2 separate regions of the Homo sapiens genome follow, and region 2 is linked to region 1. A link is a loop called in an ENCODE intact Hi-C map of the cell type or tissue named here. Cell type or tissue: mammary epithelial cell. All regions are shown on one strand. Links, peaks and the distances in the headings refer to the core of each region. The heading gives the core; the rest is flanking DNA. Region 1 overlaps LOC101929710 (a long non-coding RNA gene). Region 2 overlaps LOC101929710 (a long non-coding RNA gene).

What was found. A loop is a pair of places that touch in the nucleus more often than their neighbours do. Peaks named below come from ENCODE experiments on the same cell type or tissue, not always from the same donor. Only the 100,000 strongest peaks of a DNase experiment are listed, where the experiment ranks them.
Region 2: a loop joins it to region 1, with 8 times the contacts of the local background. A loop is called at or near these places in 3 of 110 quality-filtered maps.

The regions. Positions count from the first base shown.
Region 1 is chr5:96,105,950-96,123,221 of GRCh38, reverse strand. The region is part of intron 1 of LOC101929710 (a long non-coding RNA gene); the gene reads right to left. It also overlaps a transcript of CAST not described here. Among named protein-coding and RNA genes, the nearest start is that of MIR583, 35 kb to the right of the region's middle. In mammary epithelial cell, for the core only: no CTCF peak of the experiment used is centred there; DNase peaks (open chromatin) are centred at 8,341 and 9,461; H3K27ac peaks cover 2,860 bases.
Region 2 is chr5:96,168,229-96,180,346 of GRCh38, reverse strand. All of the region lies in intron 1 of LOC101929710 (a long non-coding RNA gene), which reads right to left. It overlaps LOC105379675 (a long non-coding RNA gene), which reads left to right and starts at 10,090. Exons shown (of 2, transcript XR_001742452.2): 1 at 10,090-10,275. It also overlaps a transcript of CAST not described here. RefSeq lists an enhancer at 11,787-12,118. In mammary epithelial cell, for the core only: a CTCF peak has its summit at 5,029; DNase peaks (open chromatin) are centred at 766 and 2,756; H3K27ac peaks cover 2,363 bases.

The sequences.
Region 1 (17,272 bases), core at 6,541-11,540:
GTCATTCAAATTCAAGAAACTATTATTATAAGCCTAATACGTGTATCCTAAGACCCTCTCAATGGCATAATAATGAGAATAGAACATATCAAAGAGACCATTGATGCATTTCTATAGGTCAAAAAACTAGATCACAATAAAACAACAACAACCATCCCATTAGTTCAGTTAATTCACATTAAGCATGTATAGAATGCCTACTACATCCTGAACATTGTGGAGATATTTCTTGTGCTCTGGGTATAGAAAAATTAATAAGAATGGTACTCAATATTTGGAGCTTACAGTTGTTCCACTGACTATAAATGCATATTATCTGATAAATAATGAAAATGATCACACTGTATGAGCTGGACAGTTACTTTATTTGACCTCATAAAGCAGACATAAAATAAAAACACAAAACTGATGCTGCCATCTGAATATCCATTAAACATCCACATAACAAATTTCACTTCTATAAATATATCAGCTTGAAAAAAACAAAAAGCAAACCCAAAACAAAACAGTAAACTCTTGCTTTCAGTTTTTAGATAATTATCTTATTTCTTCAACTGATATGTGCACATGAAGTTTGAGAATAAACTTTCTACCCCCTCGAACACATGGATGCAAGAGAACCACCTCCAGCCCGAACTGGTTATGATTTGAATAGCAGGTCTCAAACAAGTTCGACTTTACCTTAACTGGAATTTATCTAACTCAAATATTGCCAGTGCCATTTACTATTTTTATTGAATAGAAAAAAGGCTCAAAATCAATTTGGACTATACTCTTGGGGGTTGGGAATTCACAAATCCAAGGAAGGAACTTTTGGTTCCAGAGTTGAGTTATAAAGGAAAAAAAGTATCTCAGCATTTCAAAACTTGCTCAGAAAGGAAAAGTTATCTTTGCATTATAAAGAAGTTCAACACAAGAAGTATTCTCTCAAGTGTACAGCAAAATTTTTACTCTACTTCTGATAGGAAGAACACAAATGCATGTTTGAAGCTAAAAAGGGTAGTTTCTCAAAACTTGTATTTTTTGCCTTTGTGATTTTTTTCCTAACTAAATTGAAACTGACCAATGAGATTTTGAAAGAACTCCATTGTTCAACAGTATCCTATAATCATAGAAGTAGTTCTCACTAATCGCTGAAATAGCTTAAATAATTAGAAATTACAATCAATACCACTTGAAGCCCTGCCAACCTAAAAGACACAATTTTGCAGTGGAAAAAGAAAATTAGAATGCTTAATTGCAGAAGGAAGAAAAGATATTCTTACTGAAAGAATGAACTAAATTTGGATTAAAATTATATTTGTTTTTTTGTCACAATACCACAATCATTTGTTTCAATCAAGAGCAGGGGTGGGCAGGGGGTGGGTGGAGAAAAGGAGAGAGGGATCAAAGCACCTTGCTTAGTAATAGTCCCTTCCTATGTCTCTTTCCATCCCAGGAGTGTCCCTAGGAACACTGCATTGCCAGCCCATTTCTCACTGACCCAGCAAGCACACACAAATTTTCCTATCCTGGGAATCTTTGCCTCTAAGAGAACTAATAACATGATCCCATTGCACTTACACTTCAATTGAACTTGCAAATGAAATTTGCAGACTAGGATGATCAATTGTATTTCTTGGCTTGATTCAACTTCAGAGCCTCACCGCCAAAACGCTGACTGTGTAAACTCACTGAAACTAATCTGAGCCTTTCTTTAAGCAAGTTCTATCCTGATCAGGTTGCTTTTTTTTTTTTTCATCAAAATGAATGCAAGCTCAAATACTGGGTGGAGTTAGCCCCTATGATTATTACAAAACACTTATCAACCAGAGTGAAACTATGAAAGGATTAGATCCTGAAGACTGTCCTATTTAATAGTCCTAGCAGCCAGGGACAACAACAAAAACAAAATTTATTATGTGCCTATTCTGTGCCATACACTGTGCTTAATCTTAAGAATATAAGTCAAATAAAACAAAAGGGCTCCCCCAAAGCCACATCATTTATTCAACAAATTAATGTGCCAAGCACTATTTTATATGCTGGGGCTAACAGCAGTGAACACTACGCCCTTTTGAAGCTTACATTCCAGTGGGCATAAACAGGCACTCTTTTAAAAATCAATAAGAAAGTCATGTGGTATTTTAGATGGTGATAAAAGTCTATAAAATAAAATTTAAAATAAGCTGGGAAATGGGTAGATAATGCCTATAGTGGGAGAGTCTTGACTTTTTAAACAAGGTGGCTAGGAAAGGTCTCACCAAGTACGTGGTATTGAAACACGAGTGAATATCACCTTTGATATGAAGGTGGAGGTGAGAGAGTAAGCCAAAATGGCTATCTGGAGAAAAAGTAATTGAGGCACAGGGAAAAGCCAGTGAAAATGGCTTAGGGCAGGATTATGCCTGGCCAGGAGGACCAGCAAGAAGATCGGTATAGCAAGGAAGGAGAAAGAGATAAGGTCACAAAAGTTTATATATATATATGTATGTATATTATTATATATATGTATATTATATACATATAATAATGCTTGGCACATTAATATATATTATTTATATGTATATATTATATATGTATATTATATATATACATATGCTTTGATCAGTGAGGAGGCTATTACGGTATTCCAGGCAAGAGATGATGGGGAAGGGACAAGGGTGATAGCAGGGCACAGGGTCAGAGCCTGAACATATAAGTTAGAGCTCTCTGATTATATGCAACAGAGAACCATTATACCAAAAGAAAAAAAAGCTCACAGAATATTGGTGAATCTCATGAAATTGACAGGGAATATAGAAAACCAGACTTGCAAACAGGATAGGAGCAAGGCCAGGGATTACTTACAGGGCAATATCTCTGGAATGCATGAGCTCCAACTGTTGCTTCCGGCTTTGCACCATTCCACTCAAGATTCAATTAACCAGGAAAATCCAACTTTCCAAGCTTAGGTCACATGCCCATTTCTTGGCTCATACCCAACAGTAGAAGGTGAGAATCAAGGGCTTCTCTAGCAGGAGCCCAAGGCAGTTTTATTCATTAGCCCCAGTTCCTCAGGACTGCCCTCAGTGGGAGAGAGATAACACCCCAAAAGGAAACCTGGATGCTAATAGGAAGGAAGACTGAATGCTAAGAAGCCTAGACTAGGAAGCTATTTATGTCCATTAGATACTATTTGCTATCTAGTGGATAAAGGCAGAATTATAAGTGAAAGATATCTCGGAATAAAACGTGTTTCACAAATTGACACATACTTTTCAGTAAAAAGATACTGGTGATGTCCAGCTGTCATTTTACCCTCTCTAGATAAAAACATAATCCTGGTTCTTACCAGACTGCCGTGGAGATTATTTTGCTGCTGAGCGGTCACACAAAGTTTTTGCTTGAAAGGCCTTAAATCTCTAGATATGCCATTTTGAAAAATATTTAATTTGCTTTTTAGGCGTACATAATACATAACACATATCTACTACACCTTCCTCTCAGAAGAATCAAAGGAAGTATATTTTAACTGGTTCATAGATGAATAACCTTGTGACATTCTGACTATAAACAGCTGAATAAAGGTTCAAATATGTCATCTTAAATCATTCTTTTCACTTTCTTTAGATAGTTTCTTTCCTTTGAACAGAAAATATATATGTGAAAACATAATAGTCACTCATTCTTTTAGTAACAGATTATGCAAACCCTCCAGCTTATATCTCCAGGGTACAAGCTGGTGATATGAGCCCCAGACCTTCCAAACAAGCAGCTGCTGCTCTGATCTAGTCAATTTTGCCACTTAGGAATGCACATCTAGAGATCCCAGGTCTTCCCATTTTTTAAAAGAAGCTGGGATTCCAGATTTTTTTAATGTGAAACCTCTAGATTTTAAATGCTGGAAACTTTGGGGTTTGGGTTGTTTTTGTTTTTACTTCTGTTTTAATTTTTGAACACCATGCTGAAAACTTTTAAAAATTTTTTTCAACTCTATATAGGTCAAATAAAACACCTAAGTGTGACCTCTCTGGTCTCCATTCCAAATACCTTCAAGGTGTGATCAGACCTCAATAGAGATCCCTTGACTTCTTTTGTCTATTTCCAATAATAACAACACAATCCTTTTTTCCCCTCATGGGAACCAGATTAAGTCTATGGCAAAGACATGTGATTCTCTGATAATTCCCATTATAGTCCAACTGCAAGCACAAAATGATGCATGCATTTAGAGCAATTTAAAAACGACATTTTCCAATGAAGATACGGAAGTACCCTGGCTTGCTGCTCTCTGTATAATGTCCAGTACCACAAAGGGAGTGTGGTGAAACTAGTTAGGGTGAGACTGCCCTGCTGATTGGAGTAGCCCATGAGAAACACATGAACTTAGCTAAAAGAGTCACTTAAGCAATGAAGTAACTGACGCTAAGAAAAAAAAAAAAAGTATGCTGAAACAGTACCTCAGGGGAAAAAGCCACAATTAGAAAGAAGGCTCTTGTTAATTTCCCCAGCCCCAACCTTCTTCCTCAGCCCACCTTCCTAGTTCTTTTAGATGGATTGGCTTCTTTAAGTCAACTGAGCACCATGAACACCAGTCCACGAACACAATGGACCAAAAAAAAAAAAAAAAGCAAATTTCCAAATGCAGTTGAGAAGAAATTTTTATGGAATGTGCTCAGAGAATTGGTTAGTCAGTAGACATTTATGTAAATATTTTTAAGGTATTTATAAGTGACCTAATCCAGACAACAAGGCTTCCTTTTGCATTTTTTGCTCAGCACAGTGGAAGCTTTATTCACAAACTCTACGTGAAAGAAACATATTTTTCCATCCCATGGCTAAGTATCTGTAGAATCATTTCCTTTCTACAATGCAAACTTGGCCCATGGCTTATCCACTTACTCAGGTGAATGGCAAACCACAATTGGGAGAGGGAACAATGGGGCACTGCCCTGAGAAAGTGCTTTTTGCCTACTCAAAGCATTCACAAACATTAACCAATTAACTGGTAGGTGAAGTTGGCCTTAAAAAAAAAAAGAGAGAGAAAACTACAGCTGAAGAGATTTCAAAGCTTTCTCTACAAAGGGATTCAGTGTCTAAGTCTGAATTGGAACTTGGACCTTCCAAACATTAGCAGTTCAGAGATTCAACTCATGTAAACATTTGAAAGGTCAGCTGTTCATCAAATACTTTTCCAACTACAGCAAACGTATCCTTATTAAGTTTCTTTTGCAAAAGTTCCAAGGTGCTGAACACTCATCCATTGCCACCAATAATTAACAATTCCAAACAACCTAAAGACAGAGAACTTTTTGTAGGCATTTTGAAATTTCAGACTATCTTAGAAACAGGGGATGTGGAAGTGGTAACGGGCAAAAGGCATGCTAGGAAAAAGAACATCAGGCTGAATTTTTTTCCCAAGATTGGTTCTTCCCTTTTTCAAACAGATTTGCAGAAATAAGAAAATAGTTTGTCCTTTTCAAATAAAGAGTTGGTGCTTCCTGGAAATGGGCAGAGAAGTAAAAACTAAGCAAAACAATATCGTTTGGTCTAATATTTAAGACTTAACAAAACTTGGAGGCATAAATGGGCACTACAGTCATTCCTTATTCTATCCAGTTAACTTTGCTTCAAACATATCTGCCCAGAGTTTAATGACTTTAAAAAATTACCTGAAGTTCATATCTACCATAAGTTATTTCCCACACGTTCTTTCTGCACATCTGACACGCGGAAAAAATCACAAGCCTAATTTAAACAATACCATTTATTGTCGAACTTGAGAACTGAACAGCTACCAGCTTTAAAAGGTTTCCCTGAGTCTCACACACACACACTATTTTATACTAGTTTCTACACGGACATGGTTAACGTGACAGGGTTATGTGATGAGCTATGTGGTACATCACCAAGAAGAGAGGACTCTTGTGAAAGCAGGGTTTAAATCTCTATGTCGGATTCAAAATTAATTTGAAATAAATGGTAGACCTAAATATAAGAAACTATTAAACTTCTAGAATAAAATCTCTGTGACATTGGGTTAGGCAAAAATTTCTTAAGCAAGACACAATTAGCACAATAAAGAAAAAAAAATAGGTAAAATGAAGTTAATCAAAATTTAACATTTTTGCTCTCTAAAGACACAAGTAAGGAAATGAAGCCATTGGAAAGCAGCAGCCAGGGCTGCTCACCTCCAAGGCGGAGATCCTTAACAAAGGCTTCAGGGTGACCAAGACATGAGCAAGCCAGGGTACAGCCACTACTGCCACCCCGCCAAGCATACAAAGTTCAAGTTGCCATGTGGAAAGTAGTCAAGAAGGAATGAGCCTTCTATGCATAATAAAACCCCATAATTTAAAAATAAAATAAAAATGCAAGCCACAAACTCTGAGAAAATATTTGCAAACCATATATTTGACAAAGAGCTTGAATCCAGAATACTTTTAAAAATACATACAACTCAGTAGAAAGAAGATACACTACCCAATTTTTTAAAAAAGTAAGCTAAAGATTTGCACAATGGCATGCAAATGAACAATATGCAAATGATGATATGCAAATAAACAATAAGCCTAAGAAAGATGCTCAATGTCATTACTCATCAAGAAAATGTACATTAAAACTACAACAAGAACGACCAGTAAACATCTACTAGAATAGCTAAAGTTAAAAAGACTGACAATATCATATGTTGCCAAGGATAAGAACAACCAGACTCTAATATATTGCTGGGGAGTACAACACAGTATAGCCACTCTGGGAAACAGTATGGCAGACCCAGCAAACCCACTTCTAGGTATTTACCCAAGAGAAATGAAAACATATTTCCACACAAAGAATTTTACATGAATACTCATAGCAGCATTATTGATAATTGCCAAATACTGGAAATAACCCAGATGTCCATCAACTGGTGAGTGGGTAAACAAATCAGAGTATATCTATGACATGAAATACTACTTATCAATAAGAAAGAAAAAACTACTGATCAAAACAATAATACAGATGGATCTCAAAAGCTTTATATTAAGCAAAACAATCCAGACTAAGAAGACTATCATATTGTATGATTCCATGTATATGACAATCTGGAAAAGGTAAAACTAGAGTGACAGAAAGCAAATCAATGGTTACCTGGAGCCAGAGGTCAGGAGAACGGATAAAATGCAAAGGGGCACAAAGGCTACTTTCTAGAATAATATAATTTATCTATATCTTGATTATGGTAAAAGTTATAATAGCTATCTACAATTACCAAAATTCATTAAACTGTATACTTCAAAGAGAAATTTATTTTATGTAAATCATACCTCAATAAAGCTAAAAAAAAAAAAAAAGAAAGAAATGACCATGTCAGGAAGTCTTCATTTCCTCCTGTTGTTCTACAAAATCTTGCTCTTTGAAATAGTCTGGGTACTTCACAATTTCGTAACAGATTCGAGGTGTCCTTTCAGAATGAACCCATTAAACATTGTACATCTGTGATATGTTTTGATATTGTTTTAGGTCAATAAGACACACCAGAAAACTGTAACAATGATTTGACTTTCTCCTTAGTCACCTTCAGAACACCATTTCTTAAAGCAGGAAGACCACATCTAAAGCTGGTATACTCACAGTGTAATGCAATTCAACAAGCCTTTATTGAGTGAGTGTCTGCTGCCTTGAACTCTGGAACCAGACTGCTATTAAATTGATTCTAATTACAGGTCTACCACTGAATAGTATCACCTTGGACAAGTTACTTATCTGTGCTTCAGCTTCCCCATCTATAAAATGGAGGTAACAGCCATGCCTACCTAATAGGGTTGTTCTGAGGAATCAATGAGTTAATTCATTAAAAGTGCTTAGAACAGGGCCTAGCCCATAAACAATCACCTTGCCTTTATCATTAGGTGTGTGGTGCTAACACTATACAGACAGATAAGACAGGGTTTGTTTTTATTGTTTGTTTTGATGAGCTCACAGTTCAGCAGAAAGAAAGAGAACGAATAACAACATATCACAAGGGACACAGAGAGAAATGTTTAAGTACTGTTGAGAGCACAGATGTGTGAGCAACTTCATAGTGGTAGTGGGGAGCTTGTCAAGGACTTACAAAGAGCAACTAAGTTTTGGAGGAAAAACGGGAGTTCTTCAGACAAGAAAGAATGCAAGCAATAGTTATGATCATGTACTAAATATCTGTTAAATGCTATACACTCTGCTATCTATATATTTTACATGGGCCATTTCTCTTGTAATTGTTGCGATAACCCCATGAGACAGATACTACAGAACCCATTTTACATATGAGCAAACTGAGTGTAACACATTGTGAGTCACTTGCTTGAGGTCACACCACTAGTACATACCTTAAACAAGAATCCAAACTGACTCAGAAACTTGAGCAGAGAAAACAGCATTGCAAAGCATGTGGCTAGTTTTGGGAAACTGGAGAGCTCAATGTGATTAGAACACAGATCAGTCTAGAAAGATGAGGTCTTAGGGGCCCTGCAACCAGTAACTATATCTTAGACAGGCAACTCCATTACGCTTCTCCCAGGCAGAAAGCCTCTTATGGCCTGCTGCTTCAGTGGGTATTATTTAGTAAGCATAGTCTTCCTTCATTAAATCATGAAATCAGCAGTAGAGGTTTCTTAACATGTGGTTCAATGATCATATGTGTCAGAAGCCCTGGAAAATTTGTTAGAAATACAGATTTTCAAGGTACCACACAAGTCTATAGAATCAGAACCTCTTTGACCCGTAAACACTCCTTTTTAGTAACCTTTTCACGAGTTTCCTATATTCACCAAAGTTTGAGAGCCTCAGTGGTGGCAGATTTACTCAGAACTCTTCCTCTCTGGGCTCCAAGAGCTGAGCTCTCAAACTTCAATGTACATACAAATCCCCTGGGAATCCTTTTAAGAATCAGATTCTGATTCAGTGGGTTGGAGGGATAAGAGGACTGAATTCTGCCAGGTGTTGTAGACATTGCTGGTCCACAGACCACTCTAGGGGTCACAGGGTTGTAGAATATCCCACCCAGATTTCTTCTCTGCTTCTACTATCTCTCCTGCTCTTGTTTGTCTCCAGAATACTTTTCCTTGCCCAGGTTTAGTGCACCTTAAAACAACCTTCTATTTACTTACTGCCTAAAAATGTTTTACCTTTGCTGAGAGAAGATGATCAAACTGTTTTTATTTTCATACACTTATTGTTGAAAAATGGTACTTTAAAAAACATGTTTCTTGGCTCTCTGAAATTCTAGAAGAGCCTAAGAGGTCAGGCTAGTAGTATAAAAAATAGAGGGACTGATGATGACAAAAGTGTGAAAAATGAACTTTCTTTTGTGATATAATGCACATAGTCATCTGGATCAATTAACATTTTCTTCAACACACTCTTTTAAATAACATAACGAAACTAACAGCCCTGCCATCTCTGGAGTCATCAAGGATTGACTAAGGAGGAGTCTTAGTCAGAATAAATCTCCTTATTTAGAACTTAAAAACCTGAGCTCTCTGGTCTCCTGTGCAGACATGCTCTGGAAGCCTCTCCTTACTGGCACTCCTGCAAGGAAAGAGCTGTGTACAACCAGCTGCCAAGGCTTCAGCTCCCTGGCACCAGGCAATGGCAAAAGCCACTCCAGCTGAAAGGCGTCTTTTGCCCTCTGGGTGAGAATGGCTGCTTTAGAAAATGGCCTTAAGTTCCTAATGGCACTAAGTTCCTAAAACTTTCTTTTTTCTCTGAGCTATCATATTTTCAAAGCATTAATCCTTGCAAAGGTGCAAGACTCCCACTTTATATTTTGCAGTGCATTTCCTAATGTGTGTCTACTAACCTGGACTCATTCCTGGCTTTGCAATTCAGTTACTTTATCTTGTGGTTCAAACACTTCTGTTTGTTGTTCCCACTTAATTCAGATAAATTAAATAGGCACTTTCAGGAAGGGGTTGGATTACCCACTCTCTATAAAATAGACAGGCCTGCATGCCAAGGATTACCTAGAGACAATTTATTTGATTTGGTGCATTTTAGGTGAAGGACATAATTTGGTCTCAAATTCCACATCTTTGCCCTGAAGTCTTAGTTCTAAGACTAAAAGAAACCACCAATCCAATTTCTAGCCTGCTGTTAAGAAGCATGCTGTCAATGTAGAGATAAATCAATACTTTGAAACAAAACTTAAGACTTTCTTTGGTACTTAATAAGCCCTTCTAGATGGGATCAACCATCTATGGGAGAAACCAAGGAGGATTCTAAACAAATTTGGGAAATACAGATGGTCCCTGACATAATTTTTTAACTTGACTATGGTGCACAAGTGATGTGCATTCAATAGAAAGAGATATGATATTATCTCTCTCCATCTCCCGCCATGCTGGACAGCAGCAATGAACCACAGTTCCCAGTCAGCCGCATGATCATGAGGGTAAACAACCTACACTCTACATTGTACTATGTTGTCACATGATTTTGTCCAGTTGTTGGCTAACATAAATGTTCTGAGCACATTTCAGCTCATCATAGCTAGGCTAAGCTATGCTATTTGGTAGCTGAGGTGTATTAAATGCATTTTCCATTTATACAATATTTTCAACTTAACAATGGGTTTATCAGGATGTAACCCATTTGTAAGTGAAGGAACATCTCTAAATATAGTTCAATTTTCTCTCGTTTCTGCTTCCCTCTTCATGACTTACCCCAGTTATTCATTTAATATTTTTTCTTTAATAGCAACTATGTATTATACACAGTTAGGATATATATATGTAACTTTAAATAAGTCAAATACAGTCCCTGCTCTCACAAAATTTATCCTCCTAGTGGAGGATATGGGAGTAAGCAATCACAATATAATAGGTTCCATTTTTTATTTACAGTAATTGCCAACCAATCTTTGCCATGATTTGATGTTTACTTTCACTCAGTAGGTTCCAGTTTACAAGGCTGGTTATTACTTCCCAGGCAGGATCACTATGCCTGCAATTTGTATAGCTGCTAGGGGACAAAATGGAGTCCTGAATTAGGTAATATATTCCCACTGGCTTTCCCCAGACACACCTCTCAGAATATTAATAATTGAGAATATATTAACATATTATTATTGATTGAATATTAATAATTGAGAATTGGTAATTTAGAATATAATTATTAATAACTGAGAATATATTAATAATTGAGTCCATTTTTCTTATTGTATAAAAGAAGCTTTTATTAAACTAATAATATAAATAGAAAACTACTCATTAACATTTCTAATTATAAAAAACTATATAAAATATATATAGTTTTAAAACTACATAAAATAAAGTTTAAAAAAATGCACAGCTGGGTACAGTGGCTCATGCTTGTAACCCCAGCATTTTGGGAGGCCAAAGTGGAAGGACTGCTTGAGGTCAGGAGTTTGAGACCAACCTGGGAAACATAGCAAGACAAATTTATTTACTTACAAAAATAAATAAATAAAGCAAATCCATACAAATAAATTGGTGCCCTCCAACATATAACCTTGACTCCCATCAGTACTTGCTGAATGTAGCTTTGCTTCTTAGGTACTGTGATGTTGTGATATAATAATAAATAAATATTTGGTCTTTGTCCCCAGTTCCTGGCACAAAGCTTCTAAAACACTAGCAACTTCCTGAGTAATAGAAGTGAAAGCAGCATCTTTCATTGTTCATAATAAGCCACTTCCAACCACACCTGAGTTTATGCTAATGAGGTGAGTCTTGAAGGATGGAGGCTGGTTACCAGAGGAACCAACTGTGTGTTTAGAGGATTGAAACCTTCAGCCCCATCTGGGGAGGGAAGAGGAGCTGGAGATTGAGCTAATCACCAAAGGCCAATGATTTAATCAATCATGCCTACATAATAGAGCCTTCATAAAACCCCTAAGCAAAGGTATTGGGAAAGTGTCCAGGTTGGTGAATGTGTCCACTTGCCAGGAAGGTGATGCATCCAAAATTCCACGGATACAGAAGTTCCTGTACCTAGGACCATTGGCTGGACTTTGTCCTATGAACCTATTCATCTGACTGTCATACTGTTCATTTGTATCCTTTAGAATATCCTTTATAATAAACCAGTAATACGAAGTGTTCCTCTGAGTTCTGTGAGTGGTTATAGCAAATTATCAGACTTGAGGAGGGGTCCACGTAGCCAGGTCAGAAGTATAGGTAACCTGGGGACTCACTACTTGTGATTGGCATCAGAAGTGGGGAGCAGTCTTGTGGGACTGAACCCTTAACCTGTAGGGTCTGCACTCACCTTGGGTGTCAGAATTAAATTGAATTGTTGATCCCCAGTTGGTCTCTGAAGAGAACTCGAGAATTTCTTGGTCTAGAAAATCCATATACTTGGTGTCAGAAATGTTGTGAGCAGAGAAACTGTTTCCCATTAGGCCCAAACAAAATTTCTCCCTGACTTGATTTTTTAGAATTGAAAACATTTAGCTATACTCATCTGATTGTGCTCTGGAGCTGCTAAGTGAAAGCTGACCTCTTTGACCTGCTTACTGAGATTAGACATCTCCAAGTTTGTAACCATCTCCTTCCCTAATCACCTAGGCAGGCCTCATTTTCCCCATTCTGTAATTGTATGGTTAATTTTACTAACCTTCCCACCTGGAGAATGCTCCTTCCTCACAGTTGCCCTCTCTTTCCTGATTCCTTGTACCTCAGCCAGAGTAAAAAGAACAGGAGACTGAAGTTATATAAATGTGAGGAAATCATCCAGTGATAATCTCTTCAAAGCAGTAAAAACTATGACCCTTGACAACCCCTCCAGCTAATTCACTCTGAGCCTTTTTCTGAATGGCCCATTTGTTTGAGAGGTAATTTATATATAATGGTAAGATTACTGTAACCATGATTTGTATATTCAGATCTTACTTTATCAGAGGATTATCTTTATTGATTGATTTTGAAACTATATTTCTTCTCAGAAGAAATTGAGATAACTTGAACAAAAAGCCACACATACAATTAAACTGTAAGATCAAGAAAAGCACACGGGTAAATAAAACAAGAGAAAAAACCTGATGATAAAACTTCCCAGAACCAGCCACCCCCACTGTAATTTGTGGAAATCTATCCTGATAAACCATCTGCAATCTTGAACAGTATTTATTTGGTGTTGTATGTCACCCCATTCTCTAATGTATGGAGAGTTTTTGGGAACTGGAGATGTATCTTAGTCAACTTTTTTATTCTAGGGGCCTTGGCAAAGTGCTAGACACAGACTGGATTTTCAATAACAGTTTCTTGCATTCACTCCGAATTTCTAAATTTCCACTCGATTTCTTCTAAAAGCGGTGCTTTATTTTTTTTCTTTTTTTTTTATCATTTTTACATGTACTTTAAATATACTAAAATAGAACCATTTTGAAACACAGTTTTATGTGGTTTCTTTCCTATGATATTAAGACGTTAGTTTATAAAGAATTAAGATGTGGTATCTTCCCCAAATAATTTGTATTTTTAAAGCCCAGGGAAAACTACTCTACCGCTTCTGCATCCTCTTTCAATTTGCTGCCCCCTCATCAAATAAATCCTCCACCCACCAGACAACTTTGCCACACAGGTGTGCAGAAGATACAATCTTCAAGCCAGAACACTTCCTTCCCACCTCTCTTGACTCTTCACAGATGGGAACATCACCCCCACTCCTGCTCAGAAATATTAGCAAGTGAAGATCCAACATTTTGAATCCAAAAGATTGCCAAACACTCTTAGAGGACAACTGATCACTGCCAAAAAGCATTTGTAAATTCCACAACAAACAATTTATCTTCGAGTCTCAAAGCCTCATCAACATTTTCTAGTAAGATTCCAGATTACAAAGAAAAAATTGTAATGGCTTTCATTACACAATTTGGTTTTGGAAAATGTAAAATTTATATCAAGGTAAAACTGATTACATTTATTCTTTATTATAATTATTTCCTAATGCAAATATCACTAATAACATCTGTGTTTTTGCCAAGCATGTTTAAAAATGTTATAATTCTGATAGAAAGCATGTTGGGAGGAGCCAAGATGGCCAAATAGGAACAGCTCTGGTCTACAGCTCCCAGTGTGAGCGACACAGAAGACGGGTGATTTCTGCATTTCCATCTGAGGTACCGGGTTCATCTCAATAGGGAGTGCCAGACAGTGGGCGCAGGTCAGTGGGTGCACGCACCGTGCGCAAGCCGAAGCAGGGCGAGGCATTGCCTCACTCAGAAAGCGCAAGGGGTCAGGGAGTTCCCTTTCCTAGTCAAAGAAAGGGGTGACAGACGGCACCTGGAAAATCGGGTCACTCCCACCCAAATACTGCGCTTTTCCGATGGGCTTAAAAAACGGTGCACCAGGAGATTATATCCCGCACATGGCTTGGAGGGTCCTATGCCCACGGAGTCTCGCTGATTGCTAGCACAGGAGTCTGAGATCCAACTGCAAGGTGGCAGCAAGGCTGGGGGAGGGGCGCCTGCCATTGCCCAGGCTTGCTTAGGTAAACAAAGCAGCCGGCAAGCTCCAACTGGGTGGAGCCCACCACAGCTCAAGGAGGCCTGCCTGCCTCTGTAGGCTCCACCTCTGGGGGCAGGGCACAGACAAACAAAAAGACAGCAGTAACCTCTGCAGACTTAAATGTCCCTGTCTGACAGCTTTGAAGAGAGCAGTGGTTCTCCCAGAATGCAGCTGGAGATCTGAGAACAGGCACACTGCCTCCTCAAGTGGGTCCCTGACCCCTGATCCCCGAGCAGCCTAACTGGGAGGCACCCCCCAGCAGGGGCAGACTGACACCTCACACGGCCGGGTACTCCAACAGACTTGCAGCTGAGGGTCCTGTCTGTTAGAAGGAAAACTAACAAACAGAAAGGACATCCACACCAAAAACCCATCTGTACATCACCATCATTAAAGACCAAAAGTAGATAAAACCACAAAGATGGGGAAAAAACAGAGCAGAAAAACTGGAAACTCTAAAAAGCAGAGGGCCTCTCCTCCTCCAAAGGAACGCAGTTCCTCACCAGCAATGGAAAAAAGCTGGACAGAGAATGACTTTGACGAGCTGAGAGAAGAAGGCTTCAGATGATCAAATTACTCCAAGCTACGGGAGGACATTCAAACCAAAGGCAAAGAAGTTGAAAACTTTGAAAAAAATTTAGAAGAATGTATAACTAGAATAACCAATACAGAGAAGTGCTTAAAGGAGCTGATGGAGCTGAAAACCAAGGCTCGAGAACTACGTGAAGAATGCAGAAGCCTCAGGAGCCGATGCGATCAACTGGAAGAAAGGGTATCAGCAATGGAAGATGAAATGAATGAAATGAAGTGAGAAGGGAAGTTTAGAGAAAAAAGAATAAAAAGAAATGAACAAAGCCTCCAAGAAATATGGGACTATGTGAAAAGACCAAATCTACGTCTGATTGGTGTACCTGAAAGTGACAGGGAGAATGGAAACAAGTTGGAAAACACTCTGCAGGATATTATCCAGGAGAACTTCCCCAATCTAACAAGGCAGACCAACATTCAGATTCAGGAAATACAGAGAACGCCACAAAGATACTCCTTGAGAAGAGCAACTCCAAGACACATAATTGTCAGATTCACCAAAGTTGAAATGAAGGAAAAAATGTTAAGGGCAGCCAGAGAGAAAGGTCAGGTTACCCACAAAGGGAAGCCCATCAGACTAACAGCGGATCTCTCGGCAGAAACTCTACAAGCCAGAAGAGAGTGGGGGCCAGTATTCAACATTCTTAAAGAAAAGAATTTTCAACCCAGAATTTCATATCCAGCCAAACTAAGCTTCATAAGTGAAGGAGAAATAAAATACTTTACAGACAAGCAAATGCTGAGAGATTTTGTCACCACCAGGCCCGCCCTAAAAGAGCTCCTGAAGGAAGTGCTAAACATGGAAAGGAACAACTGGCACCAGCCGCTGCAAAATCATGCCAAAATGTAAAGACCATCGAGACTAGGAAGAAACTGCATCAACTAATGAGCAAAATAACCAGCTAACATCATAATGACAGGATTAAATTCACACATAACAATATTAACTTTAAATGTAAATGGACAAAATGCTCCAATTAAAAAACACAGACTGGCAAATTGGATAAAGAGTCAAGACCCATCAGTGTGCTGTATTCAGGAAACCCATCTCACGTGCAGAGACACACATAGGCTCAAAATAAAAGGATGGAGGAAGATCTACCAAGCAAATGGAAAACAAAAAAAGGCAGGGGTTGCAATCCTAGTCTCTGATAAAACAGACTTTAAACCAACAAAGATCAAAAGAGACAAAGAAGGCCATTACATAATGGTAAAGGGATCAATTCAACAAGAGGAGCTAACTATCCTAAATATATATGCACCCAATACAGGAGCACCCAGATTCATAAAGCAAGTCCTGAGTGACCTACAAAGAGACTTAGACTCCCACACATTAATAATGGGAGACTTTAACACCCCACTGTCAACATTAGACAGATCAACGAGACAGAAAGTCAACAAGGATACCCAGAAATTGAACTCAGCTCTGCACCAAGTGGACCTAATAGACATCTACAGAACTCTCCACCCCAAATCAATAGAATATACATTTTTTTCAGCACCAGACCACACCTATTCCAAAATTGACCACATAGTTGGAAGTAAAGCTCTCCTCAGCAAATGTAAAAGAACAGAAATTATAACAAACTATCTCTCAGACCACAGTGCAATCAAACTAGAACTCAGGATTAAGAATCTCACTCAAAACCGCTCAACTACATGGAAACTGAACAACCTGCTCCTGAATGACTACTGGGTACATAATGAAATGAAGGCAGAAATAAAGATGTTCTTTGAAACCAACAAGAACAAAAACACAACATACCAGAATCTCTGGGACGCATTCAAAGCAGTGTGTAGAGGGAAATTTATAGCACTAAATGCCCACAAGAGAAAGCAGGAAAGATCCAAAATTGACACCCTAACATCACGATTAAAAGAACTAGAAAAGCAAGAGCAAATACATTCAAAAGCTAGCAGAAGGCAAGAAATAACTAAAATCAGAGCAGAACTGAAGGAAATAGAGACACAAAAAATTAATGAATCCAGGAGCTAGTTTTTTGAAAGGATCAACAAAATTGATAGGCCGCTAGCAAGACTAATAAAGAAAAAAAGAGAGAAGAATCAAAAGACACAATACAAAATGATAAAGGGGATATCACCACCGATCCCACAGAAATACAAACTACCATCAGAGAATGCTACAAACACCTCTACGCAAATAAACTACAAAATCTAGAAGAAATGGATAAATTCCTGGACACATACACTCTCCCAAGACTAAACCA
Region 2 (12,118 bases), core at 321-5,320, 63 kb before region 1:
ACACCTCCCCTGGTGTACTATGAACAAATATTCTTATGTAAATCCTATAATTTCCCATAAATAACAAAATTAAAATGCATTGTAACTTTTCTGTCAAAGGGGCTAATTTGTTAAATGTAAGTGTATAAGATTATCACACATGGTATAATCCTGCTTGGACATTTCATCATTCGTAACTATACTGAGAGCCTCAGGAAGCCTCTCTGACCTTTGAGAAAAGCTGGCCTCAGATTACAACAAATGTGCAACTCCTGAACATGTCTCATGCCACAGATGTCTGTATCTCACCTTTTACGCTCTAGCAGTTCTTTTTTTTTTCTTTTTGAGATGGAGTCTCGCTCTGTCTCCCAGGCTGCAATCTCAGCTCACTGCAAGCTCCACCTCCCGGGTTCCTGCCATTCTCCTGCCTCAGCCTCTGGAGTAGCTGGGACTATGGCACCCGCCACCACGCCTGGCTAATTTTTTTGTATTTTTAGTAGAGATGAGGTTCCACCGTGTTAGCCAGGATGGTCTCGATCTCCTGACCTCGTGATCCACCCGCCTCGGCCTCCCAAAGTGCTGGGATTACAGGTGTGAGCCACCGCGCCCGGCCTACACTCTACCAGTTCTAAACCGTGTAACGTTCTCTCAACGTGACAAGTGCTCTCGTGCTCCTGCACATGCTCCCTCTGCCTTAAATACCCCTCTCTGCTTTGTCCTATTCCTCCCTCAAGTGTGAGTCAGCACAACTCCGCCTTCTCTGTGTCACTTTGTCTGATTAATCCCCATATTCATTCATCTACAATGTGCCAGGCACTATGCTAGCTGCTGAGTTGGAAACAATGAAAACCCTGCACTTGCCCTCAAGATACATGATGTATTAGCACAGTGGTCAAAACAAGGGACACTGGGAACCTTTTGTGATGAGGGTCAGGAAGAGGTTTGGGGAAGTCTTCCAGGAGGAGGTAATAGCTGAATCAAAATGTGAAAGATAAGTAGGAATTATCCAGGAGAAGAAAGGACAGAGAGAGGGCATTCAAGACAAAACCTGTGATGAAGCAAGGGTAGGACAGGGAATATTCATTGAGAGGTAAATATTCCATTTAAGGGAGTTTTGATTTTATTTTTTTCCTGAACGCAATGGAGAGCCTTTTAAGTAAAAGAATGAGATGGTCATATGTGTGTTTTAGACAGTGTAGATAGAGATCAGATTGGAGAGACCAAGGATGGGGCAGTTAGCAGGCTTATTTGTAAAGGAGAGGACATATATGTATTTAGTATGAGAAGAAGATGAAATTTGAGAACTTGAGAGAGATAAATGAGTTATAATTGACAGGTCTTCGTGACTGATTGGTGTACAAGGGCAAAAGAGAGTCAAGAGGGAACCCCTAAGTTTCTCTCTCTTCTTGCTGGGATGGAAGATGGGGCTTCATTGAGATCAGGAACACAGAAGGAGGAGCAAGAAGTAATCAGTTGAGTTTGAACCTGTTGAATGAGGCCCGTATAAATAGGCCTGTAAAATGTCCAAGTTGAGAGATAAGTGCTCTCTCATCTATGCACCCATTACTCCATCATATTATCCCATGTACCATGCTGGGATTGTCTATCTCCACCTCTGATTTTCCCCAGGAAGGGCTCTCCAAGATAAAAACCTCCCCTTCAGATTGTCTTCAACCAGCCAGTGCTCCCCCATAACAAACAAGGCTCTCCCACTTTTCCTCTTTCTCTCAAAGGCCACCATTAGAGCAGTGCTAACTCACTGAGAAATATCCTGCAAAGACTAGAGCCCATCACCCCTTCTAGAGAAAGCAAAACATGGAACAAAGAAGGAAAGGCTTCTTTTTTTTTCTTCTATTCTATTAGCCCCCTCATTTTCAAAGGCACCATTGTTTCAGGAGAACTGAGTATTTTTTAAAATAAATAAAGAAGTGAATACAATCTTAAGATTCCAACTTATTAACAGAAAACATGTGTAGACCTAAGAATTAAAAATAAATATGTCTTTAAAGATGACCTGGAAGGCTTTTTGTCTGCCAAGAACAGAGTTAAAGACCTCAGAAGGTCTATGTTTTCCCAGAAATACTAGATTACATTGCTAATGATGGGCAAAGGCATTAAATCATGCAGATTCCCCTGCAATTTTATTACTATTTAGGTGAGTTTTATAATGTCCTGAAATAATGGAAGAAATCTTGAGACTGATCTTGGGTTGTGGTTGTGGATATTGAATCTATGGTTTCATCTTTTGGACAAATGTTTCCAGTTCCTACTTTTATGTCCAGATATGTATATTTGAGATGAGTTCTTCTCATGTTTGAATTATATTTTAGTGATCTTGGTTGTGTTGGTATACAAAATATGAATTCATTTTTAGAGCATTTTCCATCAGATATATTTTATGTCAATTGAGTATTTCTAGCGAAGAGTACAGTTCTTCCTTCAATGTTCTTATTTGTTCAAAATTACAGGAAGATTTCTGAAAGTTGTTAAGAATCAACAGGGGAATCACTAGCTGCAAAACGTCTCCAAACGGACCAGAGTGAGTTGCAGAACCAGAAGCAGCTCGGCTTGCTAAGGAGAAATTGATGTTGTCCTCAGCACTCATTGACTTGTCTGGTTTTCACATGACAAATAAACAGATGAATCAGTTCCTCCTTTTTCTAAGAGATTTTACATGCTTAAGGTCAGAAATTAACCAAAGAAAAACCGGTTTTATAAGTATGAGCTGACTAGATGCCACAGTGATTCATTTCAAAGGTGCTGGCTATTTTCAAACTGCTGAGAGACCTTGCCATTCCCTGAACTTGGGAGGCTTGTTCTAGCACATGCACATATTCAGCTTGCTATATGAGCAAAAGTGAGATCATACGGGTTGATCCTGGCAGAGTCTCTGAAAATGCAGTAATTCATGCTGTCAGTTACTATCAGCAGCAATTTGCTTCTGGATTGGTTCCTGTAAGCACTCATGTGAGCATTCTGCACAAAGGACCAGAGTACAATATTCTCTTGGATTTCAGGGACTTAGTGTGGTTTCAACATATAATCAAAAGTGCCACATAGTTCACCACCTCGCATTTTGTTTTAAAGAGACAGAGGCTTAAAACTGGATTCCTTTCTTTTTTTCCCAAAATAGGAAGTTGGTGGTAATTTGGAATGTATCTTTAGAGCAATCTGTTAGCACTTCAGCAAAATCTACTCCGTTGGTAAAGTGCAGAGTAGATTTTTTAATGAGGGATAATTTCACCATCTCTAAAATTAATAATAATAATCATAATAATAAATTTGCTCAATCACAAAACTAAACTTCTTAGATTCAACTCACATGTGTGACCAACTCTTACTTTAGGGCAAATGCATTAAGACATGAAAAGTTATTTGAATTCTTAAGTATTATAATAGCATATACTCCCAGTTTGGTACAATTTCCAAAAAGTTCTATGACAGAGAAATTTAGATGATGCAGTCCTAAGCTTAAAGGCACATTATTAAAGAATCTCTGCAAAACAATGTAATTCCATTGAGCTCCAAATTATTTAAGAAAGCAGTAGCAGCCTCACTACCAATTTACTGCTCTACTAATTTAATTAACACCATTGAGAACTCATGCGATACAGGGTTATGAAAAGGTCCTTATCAGAAGGGGCTCAGGAAGAAAGAAAAGCCAGTCCTTGTGACTGACAAACTTTTAGTTTAGTTTCACTCAGAAAAGTGAAAGTATGCCAAAATCTCAAGTGGCATTGTCAAAAATATACATATTCTTTGGTGTTAACCTGTGACTTCTCAAGTGTTACCAGTTGAAAAATTGCTTCCATATTGCATCAAACTCAAAAATCCTCAAAAACTTGGCATCTTACCTAAGAATTTCTTAGTTTGCTATCTACCTTGCCCCCTAGAATGTAGACAGAATGAAGGTGGGGACTTCTGTCTGTTCACTGATGTATTCCCAGTGCCTAAAACAGTGCATAGCACATAAGGCACTTCATAAAGTTTTGCTGAATTAATGAATAAAAGTTGTCCTTTTCCTCAGCCTAAAATCTTCAGCAAAGCTTATCTGTAATCAGCTCCTGCTCCTTTCTCTAGACTGCCTTCTCTTTTATCACTTTATCTCTTGAACTATACACTTCAGCCAAATGCAAATTATTGGCAGTTCCCCAAATGTACCACATTCTCTCTCTCTCCGAAGGCCTTTGCACATGTTCCTCTGTGTAGAAGACTTTTCTGTCTTGTCCTCCTATTCCCTGGGCCTGGGAAAATTCTCTTTGTCCTTCAGATCACAGTTTAGAAACCTCTTATTTCAGAAAGCCTTACCTAGCCTCCAAAATAGAGCTAGACGAGCCCTTAGCTCCCTGTAATTTCCGCTATGGTAGCACTTACCCACTTGGACTATTATTGCTGCAAGGAAATAACATTACTAGAGGCGGAATGATGTTTGTGAAATTATACATCAGCAGTTGCACTTCAAACAGGACCTCATAAAGGAATTAACTCTGTACTCTTAGTGCTGGAATAGGAATATTTAAGAAAAATAACCAGGATGTATTAGAAAAGCATCACAAAAGTTTGAGCAAACTAACACATATTTAAACATACTGCTCTATCTCACTGAGTGGAAGCATCACTCTAGTCTAACCACTAAAACAAAAACATGCATGGCATCCATGTGAAACACTAACACACATTGTTCCATAGATAGTTGCTTCATGTCATTCAGGTCACAGCAACAACGTCACGCTTTTAGAAAGGACATCACTGACCAACGTTGTGTAAAGTTACCCCAATTAATTTATAGCCCATTGCCCTGTTTACCATCTAAATTACATGTCTATCTCTTTGAGATGCTCTCAATCATTTATGTGTTTACTAGTTTATTTTCAATTCTCCATACTAAATAATAGTTTCTATAACAGCAGGGATCTTGTTTGTCTTATTTAGTTCTTTATACCTCCAGAGCCTAAATGAGTCCTTGGCATTCAGTAGATACTCGATAATTTTTTTTAATGCATGTGAAACAAGGAACCTCAAAATCAAAGTAATTTCCATCTTGGCCAGTAGGGTACTTTCACTGGCACTGGTTGCCCAGAACTGAAAGTCCCTTGTACTTCATGCAAAATTCACATGTACTAACCGGCCAACTGATGAGTTCTGTCCAATGACAAACTATTATAGTGTAGTACACTGACTTCATTTAATTGCATGTACTATTTTATAAGTAGCTTATATTACATTTTCTTAGTATACTATTAGAATACCAATAATAAAAATAAGAAAAATCTATGTCTTCTAAATTTAAAAACTTCAGTTGCTTTTCTTCTGGATTAGTTTAAAAAATCTGAAGTTAAATATGTTTTCATATATATTAGAAAATCTAGTAAAAAGTATTGTATACCTATTACCTTGATAAAAATTATTAATATCAGTTTGCCTAGATAAATCTGAAATGAATACAAAAAGATTGAGGAGGAAAGCTTTTGATTTCATTAAAGATTGAAAAGAAAACCTTTAAATATATTATTTGCTGAAATGTTAGAATACCACACAAATACTATTTTGGGGACCAATCACACAGAGATTGTACATGGTTAGGCCTCATTAATTCTATGGCAACACTACTATAAAAACACATTTTTACTTATTTTGATTGGTTAGAAAAGACATTAACAAGATTACAAATCATGAGCCAGAAGCTAGAAAGAGAGAGTATACAACTGTATCATTTCTAAAAATTCTTAAAACAAAGTAGAACAAAAAAACAGTGCCAATATTAAACTACTAATTCTAACCAAGGAGGGAAACCTATAAAACTAAAATTGTAATCTGTGTCTGCACATTAAACCTTTATCATCCAACTAGTGGTAGACTTGTCATACAGAGGATTCTGACTGGACTTTCCTTCCCCACATAAGCAAGAGGGCGAACTCCTCCTGTCTGCGGAGGAGTGGAAGAATGATTGCAGCGCCCAGCGCAGGACCTTGTTCACAGCTACTCAACAAATATCTGTCTAATGATTGTTTCATGGACTAATTGTGAAAATTGGAGAATATCCTTCATAGCAGTAACTTGAACTAGAAGTGTGGCCCAAGAAGAATCAGAACTGGAATTCCCTTAATGGAAATGGACCAGACAACCAGAAAGAAGGAAACTGGCAAGTTTGGGCAGCCCAAAGAGGCTCCTGGGAATCTCAACATCTCTTTGCACAGCTTCCTCCATGTTGTGCTTGATAGGAGGACCTTCCTCAGATTCTTTATCTTCATGAAATTAAAAGTGAAAACTCTGGGTTCAAGACTCATGTGTCACTTAACAAGTAGATGACTTAAAAAATAAGTTCAGGCCGGGCGCGGTGGCTCACACCTGTAATCCCAGCACTTCGGAAGTCTAAGGCGGGAGGATCACACGGTCAGGTGATCGAGACCATCCTGGCTAACACGGGAAAACCCCGTGTCTACTAAAAATACAAAAAAATTAGCCGGGCGTGGTGGCGGGCGCCACCTAGTCCCACCTAGTCGGGAGGCTGAGGCAGGAGAATGGTGTGAACCCGTGAGGCGGAGCTTGCAGTGAGCCGAGATGGCGCCACTGCATTCCAGCCTGGGCGACAGAGACTCCGTCTCACAAAAAAAAAAGAAAAAAAAAAGTTCATTTATCTGAGATTCAGATTCCTAAGCTAATATAATGATAAAAATAATACCCCAAACATCAAACAGAATGTTTTATGTTCAAAAGAGGAAGTTATAAGAAAACCTCGATATAATGTAAATTACTACCACATGTACCAAATAGTTACCAATCCTTTAGATACTGTCATAACATCTATCTGTTTATTTACATTTTTCAGAATTTCTGGTATTACTACATGAGGGTATTCCAATTGGGTTACTCTATTATGTATTTTGCTCCAAATGTTAAACTTTCAAGTTTCAATTAAGCTCCTTGTAAGTACCATTATTCTGATGACAGTTCTTTGTGTACTTTTTGCAAATTGTTTACATTATATGTCAGAGTACAAAAATATTTGATAGTTATGAGGACTATACCCCGGACTCTTGCAAAGTCTCACAACTGCAAATAATATGATGGCATAGAGTTCCTGCTCCTTTACATGAAACATTATATCCAATTTAACATCTCACTTTTTCTAGTTCCAGTGCAGTAGATCTTAGTTGCTTTTTGTGGTCACCCAGAATATTTTGAACATCTTTCCCATGTTTGGGGAGTCTCAGCCTTTGTAGTCAAGCCGCCACAAAGCAGAAGTTGGAAATTCACCTTCCCAGCCAGTCGGTATCTATGCCAGAGGTAGGATGTAGATCTAACAATAAGAAATACCCATATGCAACATGGACTTGTAAGAGAATACTGTGGCTTCATTACCAGGAACCACCTAACATTTATTTTCTCATGAGCATAGTGGCATATGTGCCCAAAATTTGGGGGCAGCCATGGTAGAAATCTTGGCATCCATTGACCAGACTCAGCAGTGGAAGTTATGGTATCTGTGTCCAGAAATGGTGGGAGTGAGGCTTTTGCTAGAGCAATCAGTAGTGTCATTTAAGCGTTGTTCCTGGAAGCATGGCCTCTAAGCTCAATGTTCTGGCTCTCCTAGAGGATCTATAAACTACATGATATCCTACAATAAATTTATTTTCTGTTTAAACTAACTAGAGAGGGATCTGTTTGCAACTCAGAAAACTGACTCATATATCTAAGAATTATTGTTCTCCCTCTGTCTTTTAATTTATTCTGAAATATTTAAGACATGTACAAAGGCCACTTCCTGGAACCTTTCCACATACCTCCAACACTAGAAGTAGCAGCTGGCCTTCTTTTGCGGAAAGTTATTCACACTTTAGACAAACTGCATATTATTACAATTGCATATTGCCATATACCATGTATATTTGAAATCACTACTGAATAATCTAGAATGTTATATTCAATAATCCCAATGGTCTGGACTGTCAGGCTTCTGAACCCAAGCTAAGCCATCATATCCCCTGTGACCTGCACGTATACATCCAGATGGCTGAAGTAACTGAAGAATCACAAAAGAAGTGAAAATGGCCTGTTCCTGCCTTAACTGATGACATTCCACCACAAAAGAAGTGAAAATGGCCAGTCCCTGCCTTAACTGATGACATTACCTTGTGAAATTCCTTCCCCTGGCTCATCCTGGCTCAAAGGCTCCCCAACTGAGCACCTTGTGATCCCCGCCCCTGCCAGCCAGAGAACAACCCCCTTTGACTGTAATTTTCCTTTACCTACCCAAATCCTATAAAACAGCCCCACCCCATCTCCCTTCACTGACTCTCTTTTGAGACTCAGCCTGCCTGCACCCAGGTGATTAAAAAGCTTTATTGCTCACACAAAGCCTGTTTGGCGGTCTCTTCACACGGATGTGAGTGAAATTTGGTCCCGAAATTTGGTGCCGTGACTCGGATCAGGGGCGTGGGGGGGTGGGGACCTCCCTTGGGAGATCAATCCCCTGTCCTCCTGCTCTTTGCTCCGTGAGAAAGATCTACTTACGACCTCTGGTCCTCAGACCAACCAGCCCAAGGAACATCTCACCAATTTTAAATCGGGTAAGCACCCTCTTTTTATTCTCTTCTCCAACCTCTCTTTCTATCCCTCAACCTCTTTCTCCTTTCAATCTTGGCGCCACACTTCAATCTCTGCCTTCTCTTAATTTCAGTTCCTTCATTTTCTGGTAAAGACAAAGGAGACACATTTTATCCATGGACCCAAAACTCTGGCGCTGGTCACGGACTTGGGAAGACAGTCTTCCCTTGGTGTTTAATTATGCAGGGACACCTGCCTGATTATTCACCCACGTTTCATTGGTGTCTGATCACCGCCGGGACGCCTGCCTTGGTCATTCACCCACATTCCCTTGGTGGCAAGTCAATTGCAGGGACGCCTGCTTTGGCTGCTCCCCACCCCTTCTCTCCATGTCTCTACCCTCTCTTTTCTCTGGGCTTGCCTCCTTCACTATGGGCAACCTTCCACCCTCCATTCCTCCTTCTTCTCCCTTAGCCTGTGTTCTCAAAAACTTAAAACCTCTTCAACTCACACCTGACCTAAAACCTAAATGCCTTATTTTCTTCTGCAACACCGCTTGGCCCCAATACAAACTTGACAATGGCCCTAAATGGCCAGAAAATGGCACTTTCGATTTCTCCATCCTACAAGACCTAAATAATTCTTGTCGTAAAATAGGCAAACGGGCTAAGGTGCCTGACGTCCAGGCATTGTTTTACACATTGGTCCCTCCCTAGTCTCTGTTCCCAATGCAGCTCATCCCAAATCTTGCTTCTTTCCCTCCCACCTGTCCCCTCAGTCCCAACCCCAAGCGTCGCGGAGTCTCCAATCTTCCTTTTCTACGGACCCATCTGACCTCTCCCCTCCTCCCCAGGCTGCTCCTCGCCAGGCCGAGCCAGGTTCCAATTCTTCCTCAGCCTCTGCTCCTCCACCCTATAATCCTTTTATCACCTCTCCTCCTCACACCCAGTCTGGCTTACAGTTTCGTTCCGCAACTAGCCCTCTCCCACCTGCCCAGCAATTTCCTCTTAAAAAGGTGGCTGGAGCTAAAGGTATAGTCAAGGTTAATGCTCCTTTTCCTTTATCCAACCTCTCCCAAATCAGTTAGCGTTTAGGCTCTTTCTCATCAAATATGAAAAACCCAGCCCAGTTCATGGTTCGTTTGGCAGCAACCCTGAGACGCTTTACAGCCCTAGACCCTGAAAGGTCAGAAGGCCGTTTTAGTCTCAATATGCACTTTGTTACCCAATCCGCTCCCGACATTAAATAAAGCTCCAAAAATTAAATTCCAGCCCTCAAACCCCATAATAGCACTTAATTAACCTCGCTTTCAAGGTATACAATAATACAGTTGAGGCAGCCAAGTAGCAATGTATTTCTGAGTTGCAATTCCTTGCCTCCACTGTGAGACAAACCCCAGCCACATCTCCAGCACACAAGAACTCCAAACGCCTGAACCACAGCTGCCAGGGGTTCCTCCAGAACCTCCTCCCGCAGCTTGCTACAAGTGCCAGAAATCTGGCCACTGGGCCAAGGAATGCCGGCAGCCCGGGATTCCTCCTAAGTCGTGTCCCATCTGTGCAGGACCCCACTGTTCAACTCACCTGGCAGCCACTCCCAGAGCCCCTGGAACTCTGGCCCAAGGCTCTCTGACTGACTCCTTCCCAGATTTACTCGGCTTAGCGGCTGAAGACCGATGCTGCCCGATTGCCTCGGAAGCCCCCTAGACCATCACGGACGCCAAGCTTTGGGTAACTCTCACAGTGGAGGGTAAGTCCATACCCTTCTTAATCAATACAGAGGCTACCCACTCCACATTACCTTCTTTTCAAGGGCCTTGTTCCTTTGCCTCCATAACTGTTGTGGGTATTGACGGCCAGGCTTCTAAACCTCTTAAAACTCCCCAACTCTGGTGCCAACTTAGACAATACTCTTTTAAGCACTCCTTTTAATTATCCCCACCTGCCCAGCTCCCTTATTAGGTCAAAACATTTTAACTAAATTATCTGCTTCCCTGACTATTCCTGGGCTACAGCCACACCTCATTGTCTCCTTTTTCACCAATTCAAAGCCTCCTTGACATCCTCCCCTTGTATCTCCCCAACTTAAACCACAAATATAGCACACCTCTATTCCCTCCTTGGTGACCGATCATGCACCCCTTACCATCCCATTAAAACCTAATCACCCTTACCCCACTCAACGCCAATATCCCATCCCACAGCACGCTTTAAAAGGATTAAAGCCTGTTATCACTCGCCTGCTACAGCATGGGCTTCTAAAACCTATAAACTCTCCTTACAATTCCCCCATTTTACCTGTCCAAAAACCGGACAAGTCTTACAAGTTAGTTCAGGATCTGCACCTTATCAACCAAATTGTTTTGCCTACCCACCCCATGGTGCCAAACCCATATACTCTCCTATCCTCAATACCTCCCTCCACAACCCATTATTCTGTTCTGGATCCCAAACATGCTTTCTTTACTATTCCTTTGCACCCTTCATCCCAGCCTCTCTTCGCTTTCAGTTGGACTGACCCTGACACCCATCAGGCTCAGCAAATTACCTGGGCTGTACTGCTGCAAGGCTTCACAGACAGCCCCCATTATCTCAGTCAAGCCCAAATTTCATCCTCATCTGTTACCTATCTCGGCATAATTCTCATAAAAACACACGTGCTCTCCCTGCTGCTCGTGTCCGGCTAATCTCCCAAACCCCAATCCCTTCTACAAAACAACAACTCCTTTCCTTCCTAGGTATGGTTAGTGCAGTCAGAATTCTTACACAAGAGCCGGGACCGCGCCCTGTAGCCTTTTTATGCAAACAACTTGACCTTACTGTTTTAGCCTAGCCCTCATGTCTGCGTGTGGTGGCTGCTGCTCCTTAATACTTTTAGAGGCCCTCAAAATCACAAACTATGCTCAATTAACTCTCTACAATTCTCATAACTTTCAAAATCTATTTTCTTCCTCCCACCTGACACATATACTTTTTGCTTCCCAGCTCCTTCAGCTATACTCACTCTTTGTTGAGTCTCCCACAATTACCATTGTTCCTGGCCCGGACTTTAATCGAGCCTCACACATTATTCCGGATACCACACCTGACCCCCATGACTGTATCTCTCTAATCCACCTGACATTCACCCCATTTCCCCATATTTCCTTCTTTCCTGTTTCTCACCCTGATCACATTTGGATTATTGATGGCAGTTCCACCAGGCCTAATCGCCACTCACCAGCAAAGGCAAGCTATGCTATAGTATCTTCCACATCTATCATTGAGGCTACCGCTCTGCCCCGCTCCACTACCTCTTAGCAAGCTGAACTCATTGCCTCAACTCAAGCCCTCACTCTTGCAAAGGAATTACGCGTCAATATTTATACTGACTCTAAATATGCCTTCTATGTCCTGCACCACCATGCTGTTGTATAGGCAGAAAGAGGTTTCCTCACTACACAAGGGTCCTCCATCATTAATGCCTCTTTAATAAAAACACTTCTCAAGGCCAATTTACTTCCAAAGGAAGCTGGAGTCATTCACTGCAAGGGCCATCAAAAGGCATCAGATCCCATTGCTCAGGACAATGCTTACGCTGATAAGGTAGCTAA